2 separate regions of the Homo sapiens genome follow, and region 1 is linked to region 2. A link is a loop called in an ENCODE intact Hi-C map of the cell type or tissue named here. Cell type or tissue: ascending aorta. All regions are shown on one strand. Each heading gives the region's core, and the rest is flanking DNA. Links, peaks and the distances in the headings are about the cores only.

Region 1 (5,364 bases), core at 306-5,305, 50 kb before region 2:
GCCCACAGGAAACCAGGGGTGCCAGGAAGATGGCTATGGGGTGGGGGGAGGAGAAGTAAAGAGGGAAAAGTTGGCTGGGTGTGGTGGCTCATGCCTGTAATCCCAGCACTTTGGGAGGCCGAGGGGTGGATCACGAGGTCAGGAGTTCAAGACCAGCCTGGCCAAGATGGTGAAACCCCATCTCTACTAAAAACTACAAAAATTAGCTGGGCATGGTGGCAGGCTCCTGTAATCCCAACTACTTGGGAGGCTGAGGCAGGAGAATCTCTTGAACCTGGGTGGCAGAAGTTGCAGTGAGCTGAGATCGCGCCACTGCACTCCAGCCTGGGCAACAGAGTGAGACTCCGTCTCAAAAAAAAAAAAAAAAGAAAAAAGTCTACTTCACCTCTCATCCCTCATCTTTTGGGAGGTGTCTGAGGGGAACCCCCAGTTTAAAGACAGGACACCCACATATTAGTGACTGGGACCCAAGTACATAACAAGATGATGTTCTAATCCCATATGCTAATGCAGTGACGATCAGGTGGGGTGGAGGAGTAGAACATGGTGAATAAACCCAAGGAGACATTCTGGAAGGAGAGGGACTAATCTGGTCATGGAAGGTAGGGAAATGCCAAGAAGGGCATCCTGGGTCCCAGGAATGGTGGGGTATCACCATTCCTCTTCTAGGGAGAGGTTTCATGCAGCTACACCTGAATTTCCTATGTTCTGGAGAGAGAGGCCAGAACCTCACCTGAGTCAGGGTTCTTAGGAACCTCGTTCCCTTGCCTAGAGGTCTCCTGAGCCACATACAAAGTCAGTTGGTGACAGATGGGCCTGGGCCAGGAAAACAGTCTATGTATCAGTCTTATACCTGAACTAACAGCTCCCACTTCTAGCCCCCATCCTAGGAGAGATCCCAGCCTCCTCCCAGGTCTCGAGGGAGGGAGGTCACTAAGTAGTTCTTAGGTATTTAACGAATGCTGGACACTAGGGGGAGAAAAAATGGGGAGGAAAAAACCCCACAGACATCTCTATCCCCAGAAATGGAATGAGGCAGGTGGGATGGCCACAGAAGGAGGTCACAGGAGCCTAGCTTTTCACCCCAGCCCTGCCAGCTTTGGGTTGTGACCTCAGACTGGTCACTGTCCTTCTTGGGCCTGAGTTTCTTCTGTAAAAAGAGGGAGTGGGACTAAGTGGTCTTTAAGGTGACTTCTGGCTTAAACATTGTATGAGCCGGGTGCAGTGGCTCACTCCTGTAATCCCAGCACTTTGGGAGGCCAAAGCAGGTGGATCACCTGAGGTCAGGAGTTCAAGACCAGCCTGACGAACGTGGTGAAACCCCGTCTCTACTAAAAATACAAAAAATTAGACGGGCGCGGTGGCAGGCGCCTGTAGTCCCAGCTACTCGGGAGGCTGAGGCAGGAAAATGGCGTGAACCCAGGAGGCGGAGCTTGCAGTGAGCCGAGATAGTGCCACTGCAGTCCGGCCTGGGCAAAAGACTCCGTCTCAAAAAAAAAAAAAAAAAAAAAATTGGCCAGGCATGGTGGCAGACGCCTGTAATCCCAGCTACTCAGGAGGCTGAGGCAGGATAATCACTTGAACCTGAGGCAGAGGTTGCAGTGAGCCAAGATTGCGCCATTGCATTCCAGCCTGGGCAACAAGAGTGAAACTCCATATTAAAAAAAAAATTGTATGAAACATACCTGCTAGCTAAGTTAGTAAGGGCCACTACAGTGGGAAGGGGACCCTGGTTGGCAGTGTCCAGCACCTGGCTCTAAGAGTATTGAAAAGGCGGATCCCATCAGCAGCCCCGCAGATTTGGATAAGGTCCTGGCATGTAAGCTTCAGCAGATCCAGACCTGTAGAGTCAGACAGGGCCAGACTGAGGAAAGAGGCCTGGGATCAAGGGTGGGAAGTAAGGGACACAGTCTATTAGTCTACAAATAGCCCTAGTGTGCTCAGATATGGGAGTCAGGCTTGGATTTAAATGCCAGTTCTGCCACTTGTTAGCTGTGTGTCCTTGGGCAAGTTATTTAACCTCTCTGGGCACTGTCCTCAAGGAATAGTGTATAAATTATATGGGATAATTCGTGAGACGAGAGCCTAGCACAATGCTGGGCAACTCTTAGTCCCCAGTAAATGTTAGTTGAAGGGCCCACAACAAGCCAGGACAGAGACAGGCTTCCTGCCTGTGTGTCCCACCCACTCTCAGTCCCCTACAGGTCTGGCTCCTGCCAGACACTAGCCTCACCAGTGAAGTTGGCCAGCATCCGGCAGTAGCTGGAGAACCAGTGCTGATGCAACCATTGCTGTGTCTCTGAGATGGGGGCTTTTTGGTTCAGATCCTGAGGTATAAAATGGATGGTCCAGGTAATACCAGGACCCAGGGACAGAACAAGAAAGGGAAACAGCCCCTCCCTTGGGAGGTCCCAAGTCTGAGAAGGGAGGCTCTTCCTGCCCAGTCTTATCAGGTAAGTTACAATCTATGGCCATATCACATCTGGCCACCAGGGGGCAGGGCCACTCCATTCTGGAGCTTGAGATGAAGCTGCGGAGAAGGCTTTGGGACAGTGGAGAGTGGGAAGGGGAAGGCTCACCTCAACTGGGCTACACCCCAAGGTATCCAGAGCGAATGGTGGTGAGGAACAGAGCCTATGAGGAGGAGCAAAGGTTCAAGAACTCTGCGGAGCATTACAGCCAGTCTCCCTCCACCAACACCCTTCCTCCAGGCCTGCCCTGGGACACAGAGCTTGCTCCTGTCCTCACCCCACAAATTCCCCACCAATCCCCAGCCCTGCCCTTTGCTCCATGCCTGGGCTGGGAGCTCTTTTCTTCACTCTCACCCCAAAGGGCTGACAGGAGGTGCTCATCCTGCCTCACCTTTCTGGGGACAAGAGCCTGCAGGAGTGGGGAGAGGTCAGAGCCAGAGAGCTGAGAGGTGGCCGGGGCCTTGCAGGGGACTCCGGCCATGGCGAACACTGCAGGCAAACACACAGCAAGGCTGGTCATTGCTCCCTTCTCTCCACCTGTATATTAAGAGCTGACCAGGGGCCTGACAAGTGGACTGGGTTTCCACAGGAAGGAAGAAGTTAACCACCCGGCGGGCCTGGGGCAGTGAGGAAGGGCCTTGGAGGAGCTGGCCAGGAGGAGCAGCAGGAGGAGGAGGGGGCCAGGCAGAGGGAGCACACAAGGAAGGAGGTGGCGATGGCCCGCGTAGGACAGGCAGCCTGGAGGGCGTCAGCTCCTGGAAGCTTCAACAACCACAGACAGGGCAGAGAGTGTCCTTTGCAGGAAGTGGTGGAGTCCCCAGGGGGCTGTGATGGGCTTGCAGCAGTCAGAGCCCTGGAGGCCTCCATTTCCCCATCTGTACCGTGAGGATCTTTTCTCCAACTCTCCCCTCCTGCTCTCGCCCCAACACACACACCTCCAAGAAGACAGTGCTCTCGCAGGCGGTCTGATACTTGTCCCTCTCATGCAGGGGCTGTTTCTCCATCTTCTCACGGTCCATTTTCAGTTTCCGCTCCTTTGTGCTGCAGGAGGATGATGAGGAAAGCCTCAGGCTCCTTTCTTTTCTTTTTTTTTTTTTTTTTTTTTTTGAGCTGCAGTCTCGCTCCGTTGTGCAGGTTAGAGTGCAGTGGCGCGATCTCAGCTCACCGCAACCTCCGCCTCCTGAGTTCAAGCGATTCTCCTGCCTCAGCCTCCCGAGTAGCTGGGATTACAGGCTCGTGCCACCACGCCCGGCTAATTTTTGTATTTTTAGTAGAGATGGGGTTTCACCCTATTGGCCAGGCTTGTCTCGACCTCTTGACCTTGTGATCCACCTACCTCAGCCTCCCAAAGTGCTGGGATTACAGGCGTGAGCCACCGCGCCCGGCCCAAAGACTCTTTCTTTACCTGCCTGCCTCTCTTCAGTGGCTCTGTTGGATTGGCTGTGAGACAGAGACCAAGCCCCATCCCTCTGTGTACAGAAAAGGAAACAGTCCAAGAGATGGGGCACAGCAGGCTGAGGATCCACAGCAACGTGGGGCCAGAACCCACACAGCCGGCGAGGCCAGGTGACAGCCCTGAGAGAGAGGAAAATGGGCCCCATTGCTGCCTGTACCTTAAACACCTTGATGAGGCAGCCAGCTGAGTGCAGGTGGTCTAGCGGCAGCCCCTTGTCACTGGGCCTGAAGGTGTCGATCTGGAGGCGGAAAGGGATGCCTTTCTCTCCACCTTTCTTCCGAGGTGTGAACTGAGATGGAGAAGAAACAGAGAAAACAGGGCGACTCCAGATCCACCCACATGCAAGGGAGTCCACCCAAAACCCGTTACCCGCCTGCCACCTGTCAGCCACATACTACGACAGCAACTTTCCATCCCCAACCAGTGTCCATTCTATTTTATTTTTTGAGACGGGGTCTTGCTCTGTCACCCAGGCTGGAGTGCAATGGTGTGATCTTGGCTCACTGCAACCTCCGCCTCTCAGGTTCAAGCGATTCTCTTGCCTCAGCCTCTGGAATAGCTGGGACTACCGGCGCATGCCACCATGCCCAGCTAATTTTTGTATTTTTAGTAGAGATGGGGGTTTCATCATGTTGGCCAGGCTGGTCTCAAACTCATGACCTCAAGTGATCCCCCCGCCTCGGCCTCCCAAAGTGCTGGGATTACTGTCATGAACCATAGCTCCCGGCCAAGCTTCCATTCTTTTTTTTTTGCCCAGGCTGGAGTGCAATGGCGTGATCTCGGCTCACAGCAACCTCTACCTCCCGGGTTCAAGCAATTCTCCTGCCTCAGTCTCCCGAGTAGCTGGGATTACAGGCATGTGCCACCACACCCAGCTAATTTTGTATTTTTAGTAGAGACGGTTTCTCCATGTTGGTCAGGCTGGTTCACTGCAAGCTCCGCCTCCCAAGTTCACACCATTCTCCAGCCTCGGCCTCCCAAGTAGCTGGGACTACAGGCGCCCACCACTACGCCCGGCTAATTTTTTGTATTTTTAGTAGAGACGGAGTTTCACCGTGTTAGCCAGGATGGTCTTGATCTCCTGACCTTGTGTCGTGATCCACCCGCCTCGGCCTCCCAAAGTGCTGGGATTACAGGCGTGAGCCAGCGCACCCGGCCCCAAGTTTCCATTCTTAAAGCATCACTTTACTACGTTCTTTCCCTTGGTCAAAATCCTTCAATGGCTCCCCATGGTTGTGAGACCAGAAGCAAAGTTCCTAACCCTGGTATTGGATCACCTTAAAGAGTCAAGTCAAGCATTGCTGCACGGCTGCTCTTTCTCATCCGTCAGTGAACCCACTGACCCACCCTGCCTCCCTAATCAGGACCCCAACACACCTGCAGTTTTCCCCAGAGGCCTCTACCCAGAAAGCTCCCCTACTCACATCTGAGCTAAGA
Region 2 (5,364 bases), core at 144-5,143:
GGGGGTGGCACGAGGAGGTGGCCGAGGCGATGGTCAGAGGGCGGTGCCAAATGCCAACAGGCCTTCAAAGCCGCAGACACTGGTTCTCGAGGGTGGGGAAAGAGCCAACCCCGGTCGAGGTCCCCTCCCAGCCACCTGGGCTCCATCTCTATGTCGGACCTGCTCCCCTCCCCCCACACCCACGTTGACTTACCCCACCCCCACCCCCGCCCCAAAAACGCCTCCAAAGTTTGGAAAGTTGGATGGATGCCAACTCATAGGAGGGGGGGAAGCTGTTTTACCTGGGGGAGGGGTCTACTTCTCCATCCCCACCCGCACACTTTTCCTACACCCCTGGTTACTCCCAGGAAGTGGCATTCTTGGGCGCGGTGGGTTCTCATGGGGTGACCAGCAGGCTCTGGGATGGTCGCGCCAGGGGATTTCTTTGGGAGTGTCCTTCTCCAAGGATAGCATTAACTCTTCTGTTACTGTGGCCACCAGCTGTAACCACCATGATAATGTGACTGATGGGTATGTAGAGGGGTCAAGTCAGACCTAAAAATACCTTCCTCCACCCCAGGCCCCTTTGAGCCTGGGAGGCAGCTGACTGGGGCCTTCCTTTCAGCTGTCCCCTGTCCCTCTGAGTGCCACTCCCTTTGCCCAGCCTGGCAGTGGTGGGGGAGGGTGGTGTCTGGGATTCACTGGGTGATCCTCCTAGGTTTGTAGGGAGCATCACAACTTGAGTTGGGGTATATGTCTGGTTTGAGAGAAGGGCGGGGAGGGGAGGATCTTGGAAAGGTCCCCAGGGGCCCTCCTCTCCCATTTTCCATCCTCTTTCTTGTACCCTGATCCCAGCAGCCAAAGCCCCCAGTCTGGTCATGGCCCCTCCAGGTTCTTTGGCCAAAGAAAGTCTAGGATGGAGACCAAGGGCGGGGACTTGGAAGTCTGAGCCCTCACTCACTCTCCCCATTCTGAACTGGGCTGAGGCCAAGTGTGTGTGGGTACAAGCTGGGGAGGGCCAGAAGCAGCTCTTCTTACAAGAGGACTGGAAATACCTGACGCCCTTAACCTGAACGTGTGGCTTCCTGAATGGTCAGGCGGTATTTCCTCCACCCGGTCTCTGAGACTGAGCCAGCTTACCCCCTAGAGATCTGTGGGGCTGTGTCCTAGGCTCATGTGGTGCGGGGCCGAGGGACATTTAGATTGACGTAGCCTGATGGGTACCATGGGCATGGGGCATGGGCAGTGGCAGCTGGGGGCCACAGGGTAGAAGCTTGATCCCTCTTGCCCCCTTGGGGAGGATTGTAGCTACTGTGATTGTGAGAGAGGGAGCTGAGAAAAAGTCCTGTCTGGGCAAGGGATGAGAGTGGGGAGCAAAATTTGCCCCCATGGTGCCAGGGATCAGGCTGGATGTTTACTCTCCAAATACAGTTCCATGCCCCTACTCCCTCCCCAGAAATCTGGCTCTGAGTCTCCAAGAGAGCTGTCATCCCCTCCCTACTCTGTGAATAGCGAAGGGAAGAGTTGGGCACAGGGGAGAAGCCAGGCTGGGCCCTGGGTTGGCAGTTCCTCCTCTCTGGGGGCCACCAACACAAACAGCCCTGCTCTGCTCCTGCGGAGGGGGAGTGGGGGTGACTTTCCCGCTCTCCCCACCCAACACCCAGCACTGCCGGCTGCCTCTCCCTTCCTCGGAGGCCTCTGCAGCCTGCCCAGCATCTTAATTAGCTCTGCTGCCTAATGAGCCTCCAGCTTCTCCGCGCCTCCCCCCTTCCCAGCCTCTCTGGCTTGGTTTGGTGGTTTCCGTGTGGGTCTTCTGGGGCTCTCTTGCACTGGTCCCCACTCCTGGCTGTGCTCTGGGCCCTCTCCGTGAGGATGGGAGACCCTCCCTCCCCTTGGGTCGTACCACCTCAGGAGGAATGTGCAGGGGGGTGGAGGTGGGGCTGGGAGTGCTGTTCCCAAGCTTGGCTGTAGCTCTGGGGCTGGCAAGATGAGGGTTGGGAAAGGGCCCTTCTGATTCTACTCTTGTTCCTTTCCTGGCCTCTTCAGGGCAAATACAGCAAGAGGAAAGGGCGATTCAAACGGTCAGATGGGAGCACGTCCTCGGATACCACATCCAACAGCTTTGTCCGCCAGGTAATGGGGAGGCTGGGCGGAGAGGAGGGAGGTGGCTGGTTGGTGGAGACCAGCATTGGTGAGCCAGGTCTGCGGTATTGTCCAGGCACCCTTCCCTGTGCCATTTGTCACCTGCCTGGAGCCACCCCATCACCCTGACACCCCATGACCTCTTCTGGATGTGCTGTCAGCGGCACCCACTCGCTCAGCCCCCGCCCCTGCCCGGCCCCTCCCCCAGCACCAGGCACCCTCCCCTGCTGCCTGCTGGCCTGCGTCATCTCATTCAGGGACAGCCTGGCCTGCCTCCCTCCAGCTTGCTTCGGGCTGTCACCCACTCCCCCTGCCGGCTGTCTGCTTCCATGTCCTCCCCCAGAATCTGTGACAGGGTTGGGTGGAGGCAGGTCCTAGGAAAAGCAGAGCAAGGATGTTTGGGTCCCTGTAGTCCTGGTGAGGTCCTGGCCAGGGAAACACGCTCCTCACCTCGAGACATGACTGTCTAAGAAGCACAGAGAAAGGGTGATGGTGACGGGGGTGGGGGTGGTTGAGGCATGAGGCTGTTGATTTTATAATAGAGAAGATGATAGCCCAGCACCCCTGCCTGAAAGGGTGTAACTGAGAATAGCTTTCTGGGGTCTTCTGTGCTCAGTCAGTAAGCGGCTGCTCTCATCTGTCAACCCTGGGCCATCTTAGGCTCAGGGTGAGGGACTGAGAGAGGCATGTGGTTGCTATGACTACTTAGCATCTCACCAAAGCCTGGTACCCAAAAAAGGCGAGAGGGGCTTGGGATTAGACAAGGAAAAGGCGTGTATTGAAGAGGAAATGGGCAGGGCATTTGAGGGCAGAAGACAGCACAGAGGAGGGGTCCTCTGGAGATGAGCCCCTCCCTTCCACCTTGGGCCAGGAGCGAGGGTGATGCCAGGCAGATCCACCACTAATTAGAGTGAGGCCCTTCTTTCCGTTTCTTCTGTCTCTACAGCACTTGGCACATGTGAGCCTCAGTCTGACTTGGGAGGTTCAGGAAGGGGAGGCTTCATTCTAGCCTTTTCTAAGTATAGGAACAGACAGGAAGTCCTTTCTTCAATCACCCCCTCATCCCTCCTGTTGCAGGACATGGCCAGGGCTGGGAAGAATGACGCTGTGCTTTTATTGCCCCTCTTGGCAGAAAAGGACCTTGGCTCCTTCAGTGTTTGCCAACCCAGGGAGTCAGACCCCAGCCTCCAATTCTTCCTCCTTTTAGCTCCCCAGCTCTGATCCCCGGTAGGTGGTGGGGAGTGGTGGAGGGGGGCAGTCCTTGCCACATCTCTGAGCTAAATATACCCTAGCAGTCTGCACATGTAGCAACTCTGCTTGTAACCCGAGCCCCCAAGGGAACGGGCAGTTTGGGCCACCCCCTAGGCCAGCAGGGCCAGGCACTGAGGGTGCCGGGATGGAGGCGCCCAGCCGGACCGTGGTGGTGGTGAGCTGGGGATGGAGTGGGGTGGCAGCGGGTAGAACAGCCTCTCAGGAAAGCTGACGGAGGGCAGCCTTTACTCCAGCGTGTCTCCATGCCTCCTCACTGTTTCCTGTCTTCTGCCATTTCTGATGTGTGCGTGTGTATGCGCGTACATGTGTCTGCATATGTGTGTGTATGTGTGCGCATGCCTACATGTGTGTCTGTGTGCACCTGTGTGTCTGCATATGTGTGTGTGTCTGCCCGCACATGTGCGTCTGCATGTGTGTCTGTGTGTGTGCATGTAACTGTGTGTGTATGTGTACACGTGCGCGTGCCTGCATGTGTGTTGGGGTCAGTGAGTGTGTGCGCGCGTATGCCTGCATTTGTGTTGGGGTTGGTGAGTGTGTGTGTGCACGCGCATGCCCGCGTGTGTGTTGGGGTCGGTGAGTGCCTCTCTGCTAGTCTGTCTCCCTGTCTGTTTCCCTGGCTCTTTGACTCTGCGTGCTCCCATCAGGGGGGAGAGGGGGAGCTACGCTGGTTTTCTCTCCTTCTCTCCTTCATGCCTCTTTCCCCACTTCTGTTAGTGACCCCCGCTCCACCCCAACCCTTCCTCCGCGGGTCTCCCATTTTCATTATTTGTCTGGGAAAGAGATGGGCAGCTGCACCAGCTAATGACCTGAGGCCCCTGGGGAGAGGTGGGACTTTGTTTCTGTCTTTCCCAGGTCCCCTCCATGCCAAACTTATGGACCTTCCTGGCCAAGTGACCCTTTTCTGCCCTCAGGAAAGAACCCCTACATCCCTGCAGTCCTCCTCTTTTGCCACATAACCTCCTATGCCTTGTCCAACACCACCCCTGCATAGTCACACAAATCCACACCTCTTGCCTCCTGCCCTCACATGTCCCCCAACCTCAGGGTCACAGATGTCTGGGAGCTCCCCCCCAGTACACTCACATGTGGCTGTACACACACAGTCATATGCAGCCAACTATAGAGCACACCCTCCTCCACACACTTGTACTTGCACATCCACACACACACATGAAGAAGCACGTGCATTCCCACTACCAGGTCTGTACGGGCAACATGTGTCTTACACATATGTGTGCATCCCTAAAGGAGTCCCTTGTGCTCTGGGTTGGTCATTGTGGTCAAAGCCAGCTGTCTGGCACCCAGCAGCCCTCATTTCAGGGAAAGCCCTGTCCCATATCCTGCTCTTAACTTGCCTCTTCGGTCTGTACCAGCCTGGAACTCTTGGGTTCTCTTGTGTCCTAGGAGAGCCTGAGGACTGGGGCTGTAAGTAGTGAAGTTTGATTCTGGCAGTACCAGTTAAGAGGAGCAGGGGAGGTAGGAGTCTGTCTCCCTCTACCCTTGAACAGAAGCTGGCAAAATCTGTGGTGGCCCCATCCTGCGGAGCAGGCCGTCCACGGCTGATAGTGCAGAGAGCTCAGGCCGAAGCTGGTGGCTGCAGTCCCTGGAATGGATGCCACTGGACCTCAGCTGAGTCTATCTCAGCGGGTGCTGGGGGCAGGGGAGGGAAGGAGCAGTGGGAGTAGAGACTCGTCCCTGGCATTCCTCCCTTGCCTTGTGCCCCTATCAGGTTCCCACCCCTCCCTGGGCCCCAAGCAGCTGTCCTTGGGCCTGCCTTCATCTCCTGCTTGCTGCTGTCACCCTCACTAGGGCCACACTTTCCCCAGGGGCCTGAGAAATCTCAGCTCCTGGTCCCTTCCACCTAATACCACCTTGTCTTAGCCCTTGTGGTGTCATGCTGGGCTGGCTGGGGCTCGAGGCATCCATGATGGGTGGCACCTCCATGCCTTCCCAGGCCCAGGAGCTGGGAGG

The links. Peaks named below come from ENCODE experiments on the same cell type or tissue, not always from the same donor. Only the 100,000 strongest peaks of a DNase experiment are listed, where the experiment ranks them.
Region 1: a loop joins it to region 2, with 2.9 times the contacts of the local background. A loop is called at or near these places in 79 of 110 quality-filtered maps.

What each region holds. Positions count from the first base shown.
Region 1 is chr17:39,242,053-39,247,416 of GRCh38, reverse strand. It overlaps the pseudogene LOC101929578. Among named protein-coding and RNA genes, the nearest start is that of STAC2, 19 kb to the right of the region's middle. RefSeq lists an enhancer at 2,489-3,063. In ascending aorta, for the core only: a CTCF peak has its summit at 2,494 (motif pointing right); a DNase peak (open chromatin) is centred at 2,496.
Region 2 is chr17:39,191,632-39,196,995 of GRCh38, reverse strand. CACNB1 (calcium voltage-gated channel auxiliary subunit beta 1) reads left to right here. Exons shown (of 14, transcript NM_000723.5): 2 at 2,026-2,112. Among named protein-coding and RNA genes, the nearest start is that of CACNB1, 3.4 kb to the left of the region's middle. RefSeq lists a silencer at 1-129 and an enhancer at 3,643-4,143. In ascending aorta, for the core only: a CTCF peak has its summit at 2,439 (motif pointing left); DNase peaks (open chromatin) are centred at 335, 984 and 2,385; H3K4me3 peaks cover 2,513 bases; H3K27ac peaks cover 3,332 bases.